2 separate regions of the Homo sapiens genome follow, and region 2 is linked to region 1. Evidence: chromatin contacts called from ENCODE Hi-C or POLR2A ChIA-PET data. All regions are on one chromosome and are shown on one strand. The core of a region is the stretch at or near the end of the contact, and the rest is flanking DNA. Distances in the headings are between cores, read along the strand shown.

Region 1 (6,120 bases), core at 1,456-3,955:
GACCCGAGGTTGTAGGTGGATCTCCTCACAGAGTTAGGGCGAGGACAGGGGACCCGCCTCCCGAAGGAGTCCTCCTGTCCCGGGTCTTCAGCACCAAATGCCATGCACGTCTGTGTGAAGAGACCACCAAACAGGCTTTGTGTGAGCAATAAGGCTGTTTATTTCACCTGGGTGCAGGCGGGCTGAGTCCGAATAGAGAGTCAGCAAAGGGTGATGGGATTATCATTAGTTTTTATAGTTTTGGGATAGGCGATAGAGTTAGGAGCAATTTTTTGCGGGCAGGGGGTAGATCTTCTTACAAAGTACGTTCTCAAGCGTGGGGAGAATATTACAAAGTACCTTCTTAAGGGTGGGGAGGGTGTATCGTACAAAGTACATTCACAAGGGTGGGGGAATATCACAAAGTACTTATCGCAAGGGTGGGGAGGGTGTATTGTCACAAAGTCAATTGATCAGTTAGGGTGGGGCAGAAACAAATCACAATGGTGGAATGTTATCAGTTAAGGCAGGAACTGGCTATTTTAACTTCTTTTGTGGATCTTCAGTTGCTTCAGGCCATCTGGATGTATCCGTGCAGGTCACAGGGGATATAATGGCTTTTCTTGGGCTCAGAGGCCTGACAGGGACCTCAGTGACAGGACTATGTGGGACTTCAGGATCCTGCTCCTCTAGTTCCAAGACTCAGATACTCTCTTCATTTCTGACCTCGTGATCCACCCGCCTAGGCCTCCCAAAGTACTGGGATTACAGGCGTGAGGCACTGCGCCCGGCCAGAAAGTTCTTAAGAAATTACTTATAGGTGAAGAGGGTCTTTGGAAGCGATGTGGCCAGGGTCTCTCCATCTTTGGCCCTGCTCTGCAGTCTCTCAAAGATGGGTTTAAACTTCCAGCTTGGTTTTGTTACAAGGAGGGAACAGATTTAAGTGATTCTCATTTCTTCATTTCTACTTCTTTTATTTATATTCCATTTCTTCCCACTTTGCTAACTTGCTTCCCTATCCTTTACTGTATATTCTCTACTTAGTTGTTCTGGTTCCTTATAACAGCTTCATATTTCCTCTTCGGTCTTGTGACCTCAGTTAAATGTTTAATTATAGAAATAATGTGCACGTGGTTAAAAAAAAAGTCAAATAGAACCAAAGGCTACACAACAGTGGTTCTCAACCAGGGGTGACTTTGCCCCCACCCCCTGCAGGAAACATTTAGGGCATGTCTGGAAACATTTTTGGTTTTCACAACTGGGGAGGGGGTGGTAGTGGAAAGAGGTCAAGGATGCTGTTAAACAACCTACAAAACTCAGGTCAGCTACTCACAATAAGGAATTTCTCACCCAAAATTTATAGTGCTGAGGGTGAGAAATCCTAGCATAGGGGAAAAAATAAAAGTAAAAACCTCTCTCCCCCAATTCCAATTCCTACTCCCAGTCATAGTTCCCAGAGGTAACTACTTTCAACACTTCCTGGCTTTAAGTGTTTTGGTGACTTTTTATTTGTTAATAGTGATACTTAGACCTCTTAGAGCAAGAGAATTCTAGGAAACTCTAGTGAGGTTCTCCATTCCACACCCCCTCTGACAACTCCAGCTATAGGTGACAAACTTTAAGTGGGCTCCTCTGGGCTCCAAGCAGAGAGAATTCCTTATAGACAAGTTCTGGAAAACAGCCTCAGAGCCAAAAGCAAGGACTTTCAGGAAGAAAGCAAGTCTCAGAGACAGCCTGCTTCCCAAGGACAATCATGACTCTTCTGGGTCTTAACTACCAGCAAAACTAATGGTGGATTTAATTTCTCAGCCCTTGAGGCTGGGAGAATGCAGAAAAACCAGAGGGCAGAGGAACCTGCTGGCAGAGACAGCTGAATCCCTGACAGAAAAAATGAGAGCCTGGAAGAGATATGTGTGAAGCTCAAACACAAAAGATTTCCTTGAACTAGAAAATGTGATCTCAGAACTAAAAATTTCCATTGATAAATCAAAGGAGAGGACAGTCATTGCTGAAACCCCAAAATAGGTCTAGAAAATTAAATAGAAAAAAAGTCTCAAAATCTAGCACAAAAATATAGAATTGCAAATATGTGGTAGAAGGTAGAAGCCTGGAACAGATAGAGTAGACTTAACCTGCAAATGCTGTGGGTTCCAGGAGAAAAAGGAACAAGAGAGGAGAGATCATAATTAAATAATAGATGAAATTTCTCTAAGCTGAAGAAAGAATGATTCCAGCTCCAATTGAAACGAAAAGACACACACTCAGCTACATATAGGCAAAAATTCCAAAACTCTAAGAATATAGGAAATCTTACATACTTTAAGGCAGAAAGCAAGTTATTTTTTCTCATCTGCAACCCTGAAAGTTAAAAGACCCCCAGATGGAATGTGGGCTAATGAAAGAAAAGGCCTGCAACCTATACCCAGCCAAGGAAGAAAAAAAGATTTGCAAAAATCACTGAGTACCTCATCTGAGAAATACTTTTGAGAAGAGACTCTAATAAACAACAAATGAATCCTAACACAGACTTCAAGACAGGGGAAGAGAAGAAGCAAGAAACCAGTGGGGAGCAACGAACCATGTCTGTTTATGAGGTGTAACATATATGCTAAATAAGGACTCTTGAAACAGATGGAACACACTATAAGGGAAATTCTAATAAGGACTAAATTATCTCATTAAAACTGTGGAGTCAGGCGGTGGGGATAAGGGGAAGGTAAAAGTGTTCCAGAAGTCTAAGGCAGGGAGAGGTGGGGAGGAAAAATGGGAGAAAGGAAGGGAAGTGAAAGTAATCTAAAGGTCACATTTTGGCCAGCCGCGGTGGCTCACGCCTGTAATCCCAGCACTTTCGGAGGCCGAGGTGGGCGGATCACCTGAGGTCAGGAGTTCAAAACCAGCCTGGCCAACATGGCGAAACCCTGTCTCTACTAAAAATACAAAAATTAGCTGGGCCTGGTGGCGGGCTCCTGTAATCCCAGCTACTTGGGAGGCTGAGGCAGGAGAATCGCTTGAACCCAGGAGGTGGAAGTTGCAGTGAGCCAAGATCGTGCCACTGTACTCCAGCCTGGGGAACAAGAGTGAGACTCTGTCTCAAAAATAAAAAAGATTACATTTTATTGGGATGGGGAGGAAATAGAAGGTAATTAAAGTATTCTGGAAATAGTAGCTGTTGTTTTCATACACTAGAAAAGTCATGTGTATCTATCTGAGAGCAGGGACAGGGATGGTAACTATTAATAGAATGACAAACTCCAAATTAATGAGGAGAAAAATTGAATGAGTAGTAATTTATTTAATCTAGCAAAGATTAAAAAAAAGAAGAGTTAACAACAATATAAAAAAACTTTAAAACAAGTAAGATGGAAATAAGAAAATCAAATACATCACTCATTACAGTAAATAAAAGCGGACTGAAATCTACCATTAAAAGACTGTCAGATTTTGTTATAAATCAAATTTAGGCACACATTACTTAAGAGAAACACACTTAAAGTGATAAAGTTTTAAAATAAAGACATGGAAAGAGATACCAGGCAAATATTAAATATTATTTTAAAAACCAGAGGCTATATACAGACAATCCCCGACTTAACAATGGTTTAACTTAGGATTCTTTGACTTTACGATGGGTTTATCAGGGTATTAAATGCATTTTCGACTAACATTACTTTCTACTTATGATGGGTTTTTCGGAACGTAGTCCCATCCTAAGTCAAGGAACATCTGTACTGATATCAAACAAGAGAAATTTAAGTTACGGGCTGGGGGAGGTGGGAGAAGACTTCCTGCAAAGGGATAGGAGGATTTTGGGAGAGATAGGAAGGTTTTGTATCTTAATTGTGGTGGTAATTACACAACTGAATACACTTGTCAAAACTCATAGGATTGTACACTTAAAATGGATCAATTTGTTGTATATAAATTACAATGCAATAAAACTGGTTTTTAAAAAAAGAATGAAAATACTATGTTCACAAAATAAAAATGTGAAATGAGAAAACAGCGTAACATGAGAAACTCTCTCAATTACCCTGTATCATATATTATACTGTCAAAAAGATAGCAAGCTTTAAACAACACACGCACAGGAAAAATAAAGGGAGCACTTATTTCAAGAAATTATGAAAAGAATAAGAAAAGAAATCAAATCAGAAAATAATAACTAAAGCTAACACTAATGAAATGAAAAAAAAAAAACAAAAAACAAAAATACTAAGAAGGCCCAGGCACAGTGGCTCATGCCTGTAATCCCAGCGCTTTGGGAAGCCAAGGCGGGAGAATCACTTGAGCTTAGGAGTTCGAAACCAGCCTGGGCAACATGGTGAAACCCCATCTCTGAAGAAAAAAAAAAAAAAGTACAAAAATTAGCCAGGCATGGTGGTGTACGCCTGTAGTCCCAGCTACTTGGGAGGCTGAGATGGGAGGTTAGATTGAGCCCAGGAGGTGGAGGTTGCAGTGAGCTGAGATTGCACCACTGCACTCCAGCCAGGGCAACAGAGCCACACCCTGTCTCAAAAAGAAAAAAAAAAAAAAACTAAAAAGGATAAATAAATCCAAAAAATTGTCTTTTAAAAGAGCTAATAAGGCTGGGCACAGTGGCTCGTGCCTGAAATCCCAGCACTTTGGTAGGCTGAGGCAGGCAGATCACCTGAGGTCAGGAGTTTGAGACCAGCCTGGCCAACACGGTGAAAACCTGTCTCTCCTAAAAAATACAAAAATTAGCAGGGTGCAGTGGCAGACACCTGTAACCCCAGCTACTTGGGAGGCTGAGGAAGGAGAATCGTTTGAACCCAGGAGGTAGAGGTTGCAGTGAGCCGAGATGGTGCCACTGCACTCCAGCCTGGGCGACAGAGTAAGGCTCCCTCTCGAAAAAAAAAAAAAAGCTAATAAAATAAACCTCTTGCAAGCCAAATTAAAGGGGGAAAAAGAGAGAAAGATTAAATAGACAAGATTAGTTATGAGAAAGAAAACATTCTTACAAATAGAGGAGAAGGCCGGGCACAGTGGCTCAAGCCTGTAATCCCAGCACTTTGGGAGGCCGAGGCGGGCGCATCACGAGGTCAGGAGGTCAAGACCATCCTGGCTAACACGGTGAAACCCCGTCTCTACTAAAAATACAAAAAATTAGGCGTGGTGGTGGGCACCTGTAATCCCAGCTACTCGGGAGGCTGAGGCAGAATGGCGTGAACCCGGAAGACGGAGCTTGCAGTGAGCCGAGATCGCGCCACTGCACTCCAGCCTGGGTGACAGAGCGATACTCCGTCTCAAAAAAAAAAAAAGAGGAGAAAATTGAAGAATTATAAAACAGTACAACTGAAAATCAACCAATTTGAAAATTTAGAGGAAATGGATATCTTTCAAGAAATATATAAATTACCAAAATTGACCCAGGAGAAAGAGGAAAGCTTGAAGAGCCCAACTTATTTTAGAAAAGACTGCAATAGGAAGGTGATGAGAGACTCCTTTTGGGAAATACTGCATTCACATGGCACCAGATATGAGTTTTTTCTAACCTTAAATAATAATTTCTATGCCATTTATTTATTTTTATTTATTTATTTATTTATTTTGAGTGGAGTCTGGCTCTGTAGCCCAAGCTGGAGTGCAGTGGCTCGGCGATCTCGGCTCACTGCAAGCTCCGTCTCCCGGGTTCACGCCATTCTCCTGCCTCAGCCTCCCGAGTAGCTGGGATTACAGGTGCCCACCACCACGCCTAATTTTTTGTATTTTTAGTAGAGACGGGGTTTCACCGTGTTAGCCAGGATGGATCTCGATCTGCTGACGTCGTGATCCGCCCGCCTCGGCCTCCCAAAGTGTTGGGATTACAGGCGTGAGCCACCGCGCCCAGCCGTTCTATGCCGTTTAAACTGGTCAAGAGTATAGAAAACGAAGAAAGGCTCCAAGATTTAATTGTAAAGCTAGTACATCTTGATACTATTCCCAAAAAAACTCTAAGTAAAAAAGAAAAAGAGGAAAACTGCTTAAATATAATAAAGACTAGTTACTAAAACCTAAAAGCAAATATGGTTCTCAATGGTGAAACACTGAAACCACTTCAATTAAAATAAAAATTTAGACAGAAATGCCTGCTATTATCCTTATTATTTGACATATCTTGGAAGTTTTACCAAATTCAGTAAA
Region 2 (6,120 bases), core at 2,213-4,712, 210 kb before region 1:
TCAGGAAACTTTGGGTTTGATTCCTTTAAATTTTAAGCTGCAAGACTCAAGCTTGCGTATCTATCTTCTTTCTTTTCCTTCACTTTGGAGGTAAAGAATTTTGCTCCTGCAAAAAGAGACTGCCTAAGGATGAACATGTTTTAAGTGGGTGTTCCAGGCTTTCGAAAGGGCTTGTTATTTTGGGGACATGGTTCCCTCTTAATATACTGTTAAATTGAAAAAGTGAGTTCTCAATGGGAAATTTTCAGACTTTTCATGTAGGTCCATATCAACATTAGAATGAATTTTTTTAGGTTGGGTGCAGTGGCTCACGCCTGTTAATCCCAGCACTTTGGGAGGATGAGGTGGGCAGATCACTTGAGCCCAGGAGTTAAAGACCAGCCTGGGCGACATGGTGAAACCCCCATCTCTACAAAACACACAAAAATTAGCTGGGCACGGTAGCGTGTGCCTATAGTCCCAGCTACTTGGTGGGGAACAGGGAATTGGCGGGGGTGGGGGGCAGAAGGGGCTGAGGTGGGAGGATTGCTTGAGCCCAGGTCAAGACTGCACTGAGCTGTGATCATGCCACTGCACTCTGCCCTGGGTGACAGAACGAGACCCTCAAAAATAAATAAATAAATAAAAATGGTTAAGTAATTAATGTTTGAATACACCTAAGAGACTGGTTTATTTTTCAACTATTTGTATGTGCTGATTCATTGGGAGTTAATTTAGTTCCTAAACAAATCAATATATTGGTCTTTTTCTATTTTAGCTATAGGAAATTGATTATTCTTTGCCTCCAAGACCAGACATAAGTACTATAGGCCACTAAATTACCCAATACTGTTTTATGACTTGGATTTTATTTTAAAGAACTAATTTTACATCCAGCCTTAACCAAGCACTGGCTCCATATGCTTCACTTTCAAGTATATAGAAAGAAATACCCAGAAGTTTCTGGGAGAGAGATTTGTACTATATTTCAGACAAAGGAAGATATATATCAGCAGAAAAAAGGCAAAGCTGAATCACTAAACATTGAAGACACATCTAGGGGAATAATTGAGGGCTGACTTTCTCCTAGGAATTTGCACTAAAAGAAGAATAAAGAAAAATGGAGATATTATCTCTAGAGTGGAGAGGATTTGAAGAAATCATTTCACTAATATTTTACGACTAATTATTTTCCAGGTATACTAAAAGGTCAAAGAGATTGTTTAAGGTTGTGAAAAATCCACAGGGGTAGAGTTAAATTAAAATTGTAGTGTGAGGGAATTAGTCCACTAAAAACCGTGGACTAATTTTTAGATTGGCATTCCTTTTGTCAACAGCAATAAAAAGAAGTAGAAGTGACATAGAAAAATCAGGGAATTTAAGAAAAAAAAATTAGACTACAAACTGACTTCTATTAATATAATTCTAATCTAAGTTGATAACTTTCTCAGCTTTGGCCATTATTTATGAAGCAATGTAGGGAAATTATCCTGCAAGGTTTTTTTTCTGTGGAATTTTACATTTTTGTAACAGTGCATCTAATGCTCCAAAATGGGCTATCCAGGCACTGCAGAATGTGGACTATAAACGCAAACGTAGTTAATCCATGCCCAGATTGGAATATAATGGAACTTGCTGTTACTCCCTTATTTCCTGTTTTCTGCTTTCATTTTCTCTTGGAAACAGTTATGGGATTTTGCCAAGAGACAGTGAGAATGACCTGGGATGGTCTGAGGGATATAAGGCGTAATGAGAAGGTGGGCTTGTAGCCAGGATGCCAGCAATCAGCAAGGACACCTGCACAGCCCCAGAATGCCAGCTCTGTCTGGGTCTTCTGAGATCTAATTACAAGGATTCAAGGAGCACTGTGATGGATACACAGTTTGAACAGTACGGGTTCAAGTTGCACAATTAAAATGTTTGATATCTTTGTCCTGATGGTTTCTTATATTTGGCTTAGTTGTATTTTCAGATCTCTTGATCGGCTCTTATCTTTTAAGAATTTGGTGAGAACTACTAAACTGGGGCCATGCCTTTTTCTACATACTCCAGGACTTAAGAGAAACTGAAGTTGGGTTAAAAGCATATCAATGCATGCTCACTGCCCTGGTGCAAAGGGAGCAATATCATCTGTTACATGTGAGGGATCTGGAGTCAGGCTCACCCAGATTCTAAGGTAGATACTCACCTTCTACCTCAGGCAAAATATTTAACTTTCCCTTATCTACAAAAAAAGGATGACAAGAATAAAAGCATGTATCAACTATAACAGTACTATTGTGAGGATTAAATTAGCAGTGTCTGAAACAGCACATATTCAGTGTATGTCATTTTGTTGTAATCATTATCTGAATTGTTTGCCTATATACAAAAATCAAATGCTAAGTTTGTGGCCTGTTTTTGTTTTTTCAAAACATATTTTACATCTGTAAACTCCTGAATTATAAACCTACTGTCTGCTCCTATGTTCCAGATAAGAATGGATTACTACTCCCAAGTGTAGACTGTCCTGGATTATTTGAAGACAAGGAAGAGGACTGTTATCTCCTGTCCTAGTACTGACAACTGCAATTTGACCAATGGGTCCTTAAATGGACACTGCTGCAGAATGAAATAAGTCTACGAATGGCAAGGAGGGACCACAGAGAACCTGCAGGGAAAACAGAAAACATAGTTTTATGTTCTGGCCCATGTGGAAAAGAACAGGAGTGAGAGCAGGACTTTAGGCAACAACTCAAAGCCAGTAGCTTTTCCTTATTGCCTTATTTAAGAAAATGTGAGATTTTGGCCCGGCGCAGTGGCTCACACCAGTAATCCCAGCACTTTGGGAGGCCAAGGTGGGTGGTTCACGAGGTCAGGAGATCGAGACCAACTTGGCCAACATGGTGAAATCCTGTCTCTACTAAAAATACAAAAATTAGCTAGGTGTGGTGGCATGCGCCTGTAGTCCCAGCTACTCAGGAGGCTGAGGCAGGAGAATCGCTTGAACCTGGGAGGCGGAGGTTGCAGTGAGCTAAGATCGCGCCACTGCACTCCAGCCTGGGCAACACAGCAAGACTCTGTCTCAAAAAAAAAAAAAAAAAGAAAAAAAACAAAGAAAGAAACCGGGAGCTTTTTATGTGGTGCCAGGCACTTGAGGCTCTCCTAGTACTCCTGCTACAGGGAAGGTCTTTTCAGGCTGACAGCCACTGTATCCAGATAAGGAAGAGTCATCTAGCACTGAACACTCTGGAGCCAATCAGGATACTTGTGTCAAGTCCAGAGAGTGAATATGCTCTCCCTACATGCTTCAGGCTCCTGACACACTTAGGTATTCTTACTAATTATGAATCACATTCGATCTGCATGTAGCCGAGAGTGGGCTGGTAGAACAGCTGTTGCTGGAGGATTTGGTGAGCCACAGTAGAAAGGGCATCTGGCAATACGAAAGAGAAACAGTGTCTAACATAAAAATAGAATGAGGCACTGTGGGGGCAGGCCTAAAAAGGGGCCAATCAAGCAAAACTGGGGTATATGCTTCTCACCCAGCTTAAAGGGCCAAGATCTCTCTCTGCAGCATGGTTGCAGACTCTTCTTCCTCATCTCTGGATGAATCTCCAGGAGGACCCAGGCCCCTCAGTTTCAGCACATTTGCCCCTGCTTTCTCCCAGATGAGAACTATGATTTTTCTAATTTAGACATATGTCTGACCTAGTAATGCAGGATGCCAGGAAGGCCTGTCTTGCTTTCTGTGATATCCTTGCTGACAAGGCCTGAGCAGTCTGAAACCATCTAAGAGTTTTTGCAGTGCTCACATGCATGTCACATGGTGCCAAGAGCCTAGAGATGAGTTGAAAAGATTCCCAGATGTGACACTTCAGGGGTAAAAAGTCTACTTGGGGGTTAAGTAACATTAGCAGGCTCACTTCTCTACCTTTCCTTATAGTTTCTGGACGCTTGCTTATAATGAACTTTTCTGATTATGGAGGAGTGAGGAAAACACAGGAAAGAGATTGTGGCAATTCTGCAATGGGAATGGAGGGGTTTTAAACTATATTAATCTTCATCAAAATGCACTCCTTTGAGCTGGGATGTGATATGACACTGCCACTTCCGACAATGCCTCAGGACATAGTTGAGTCTGTAAAGCTTCTCAGGACTCTGAGAGTCAGATTGTCCTATAATCCCCCAATAGAGAGATCCCCTCTATCTTTCCAAAGTTCTCATGAGAAATCAAGGTGGCATGGTGACTGAATGGGAACGCCATTTCAGACCACAGGAACGAACGTGCTAACGATGTGCAGGTCCCCAGTGCGACGGAGAAGGGGAGCTCAGAGTAGCTAGCTAGCTCTCATATCATGGAAGAATGTGGTGAAGATGAAGACACTGTGTGCAGAGGTGTGGGGGAAAGCATAGATTTCCTGCCCCCATACAGAGAACATGGTGACTGTGCAGACACAAATCCATACTTTAGGCCAGTTTCTTGGCCCATGATTTGAGTAAAGGTCCCCTCAGCCCTCAGGGTGGACAGAGTGTGGAACAGCTGGAGGCCCAAACTTACTTTATTAAGTTGCAAACAGTTTTGTTCATTTACTCCAATGTGTCTTACAAAAATGACCATTATCTATGCATGACAGTTTGGGAAGCACTGCTGTCTCTGTCTGTAGAAGACACAGTGAAGGCACAGACATTCCCAAACCCTCGGAGAACGTGGTGGAAATACAGACTGTGACCCACCACCATGCACAAGCACCCAGTGATAAGATGCAGACACCACCGCATACCGTGGAGAAGAACATGGTGAAGGTGTAGACTGCAGCTTCCAGCACATATCGACTCCGAATGGCCAGGACCACAGGTGGCAGAAACATGAGGTTGCTCAGGCAGAGCAGGAGTGTGGACAGCAGCTGGAATCCATAGGTGAGCGCATCTGCACTGTCGGTGCAGCCCCAGCCTCTCCACCCTGCGGGTGGGGAAGGCACAGAATGGAAGAGAACAGACGGCAGCTATGGGCCTACGCCACAGCTTGTGGAGGGTGGTCTCACCCCGGCTCTGCCAAACCCGTCCCCAATTCAGGCTGCGCACTCCCCTACTCCCGCCGCCTGCCCACAGGCCCAGCAGGTCCACCTCCAGTCCACCGCAGCCCGCTCCCTCGCCAGCCTGCTCACCGGCCTTGCACTCGCAGGCTGCGTACAGATAATTGTGTGTGCGCAGCAGCTTGCACTGGCCGTAGGGCCCGCAGTCGTCCACGCATGGGGACAGGAAGGTGCGCATCCGCACCTCGGCCGTCGCGTTGCGGCACCGCACGAACCTGCGCACAAACTCGCAGTCACCTGGGGCCCCGGGCCACCCCCGCCAAGTCCCGGTCCCAGCCCTGGCCCCGCCCCGCACCGCTCACCGAGGCCCCACCCCGCACAGGGAGCGGAGGGCCAGGAACCAGGTCCCCGTCTGCGGGAATGGGATTCGCAGCCTGGCAACCCTGGTGGTGGCACTGACAGAGAGGAGGAAGCCGGCCAGGGACTCTGAAGGGAGAAGGAAGGAGTCAGTGAGAGGGAGGAGGGGTCAGAACCCAAGAACCCTCACCCACCTGCTCCCACTTCCCGGAACCCTAGCCTATCATTCCTCCATTCCATCCCTCCCCACCTTCACCTCTGCCCGCCACCACCACCCCCACACTGCAGCTTCCTCTCCTCCCCCATTCCTCACCTCACCTTTGGAACAGGTCACTGCTGCATCCCCCAGGCTCAAGGGCACCTCGTGAGTCAAGCATCCAAACACCGTCACGTTTTCCTGGCGCACGGAGCTCTGGGGAGGGCAGGTATGGAAGTGAGGCCGCCACATCCTCCATCTCCACCCACCGCCACCCTCAGACTCCCACCCCTGTTAACCCACACCTTCCAAGGACAGCCCATTCCTCCCGGCGCTCTCCACGCCAAAGCTGCTCTCTCACCTCCATTCTCAGAACAGAAAAACTGAAAAACAACAGATCCTCCACAGCAGAAATCTTTCAAGGACTGATGAGACGGCAAGGCCCAATTTTGAATCTGTTCTTTGGGCAGAAGTGTTTCAATTCTGTCCAAGCAAGAGAGAACACCCTCTTTTTCAGTCCTATCTAGCTCATTAAGGAGAAGGAGGGCTGTTGCCAGTTATAGAAACTAATTG

Evidence for each region. A loop is a pair of places that touch in the nucleus more often than their neighbours do. ChIA-PET counts read pairs that join two places held with the same protein, here RNA polymerase II (POLR2A). Pooled maps may share reads with other maps.
Region 2: a pooled map shows a loop between it and region 1 (2.9-fold over the local background). The contact joins two enhancer-like sites. A Hi-C loop is called at or near these places in 4 of 50 pooled maps. POLR2A ChIA-PET finds 5 or more read pairs at or near these places in 2 of 52 experiments (CD4-positive, alpha-beta T cell and naive thymus-derived CD8-positive, alpha-beta T cell).

What each region holds. Positions count from the first base shown.
Region 1 is chr9:35,631,321-35,637,440 of GRCh38, reverse strand. It overlaps a transcript of CD72 not described here. Among named protein-coding and RNA genes, the nearest start is that of CD72, 16 kb to the right of the region's middle. Within about 2 kb of position 2,705, at least 2 of the 41 ENCODE cell types and tissues checked have a DNase peak (open chromatin) inside an H3K27ac peak, as active enhancers do.
Region 2 is chr9:35,845,618-35,851,737 of GRCh38, reverse strand. TMEM8B (transmembrane protein 8B) reads right to left here. Exons shown (of 13, transcript NM_001042590.4): 7 at 5,670-5,763; 8 at 5,357-5,480; 9 at 5,127-5,269; 10 at 4,743-4,921. Among named protein-coding and RNA genes, the nearest start is that of TMEM8B, 19 kb to the right of the region's middle. RefSeq lists enhancers at 3,144-3,263, 3,294-3,363, 3,554-3,693, 4,487-5,362. Within about 2 kb of position 3,462, at least 7 of the 41 ENCODE cell types and tissues checked have a DNase peak (open chromatin) inside an H3K27ac peak, as active enhancers do.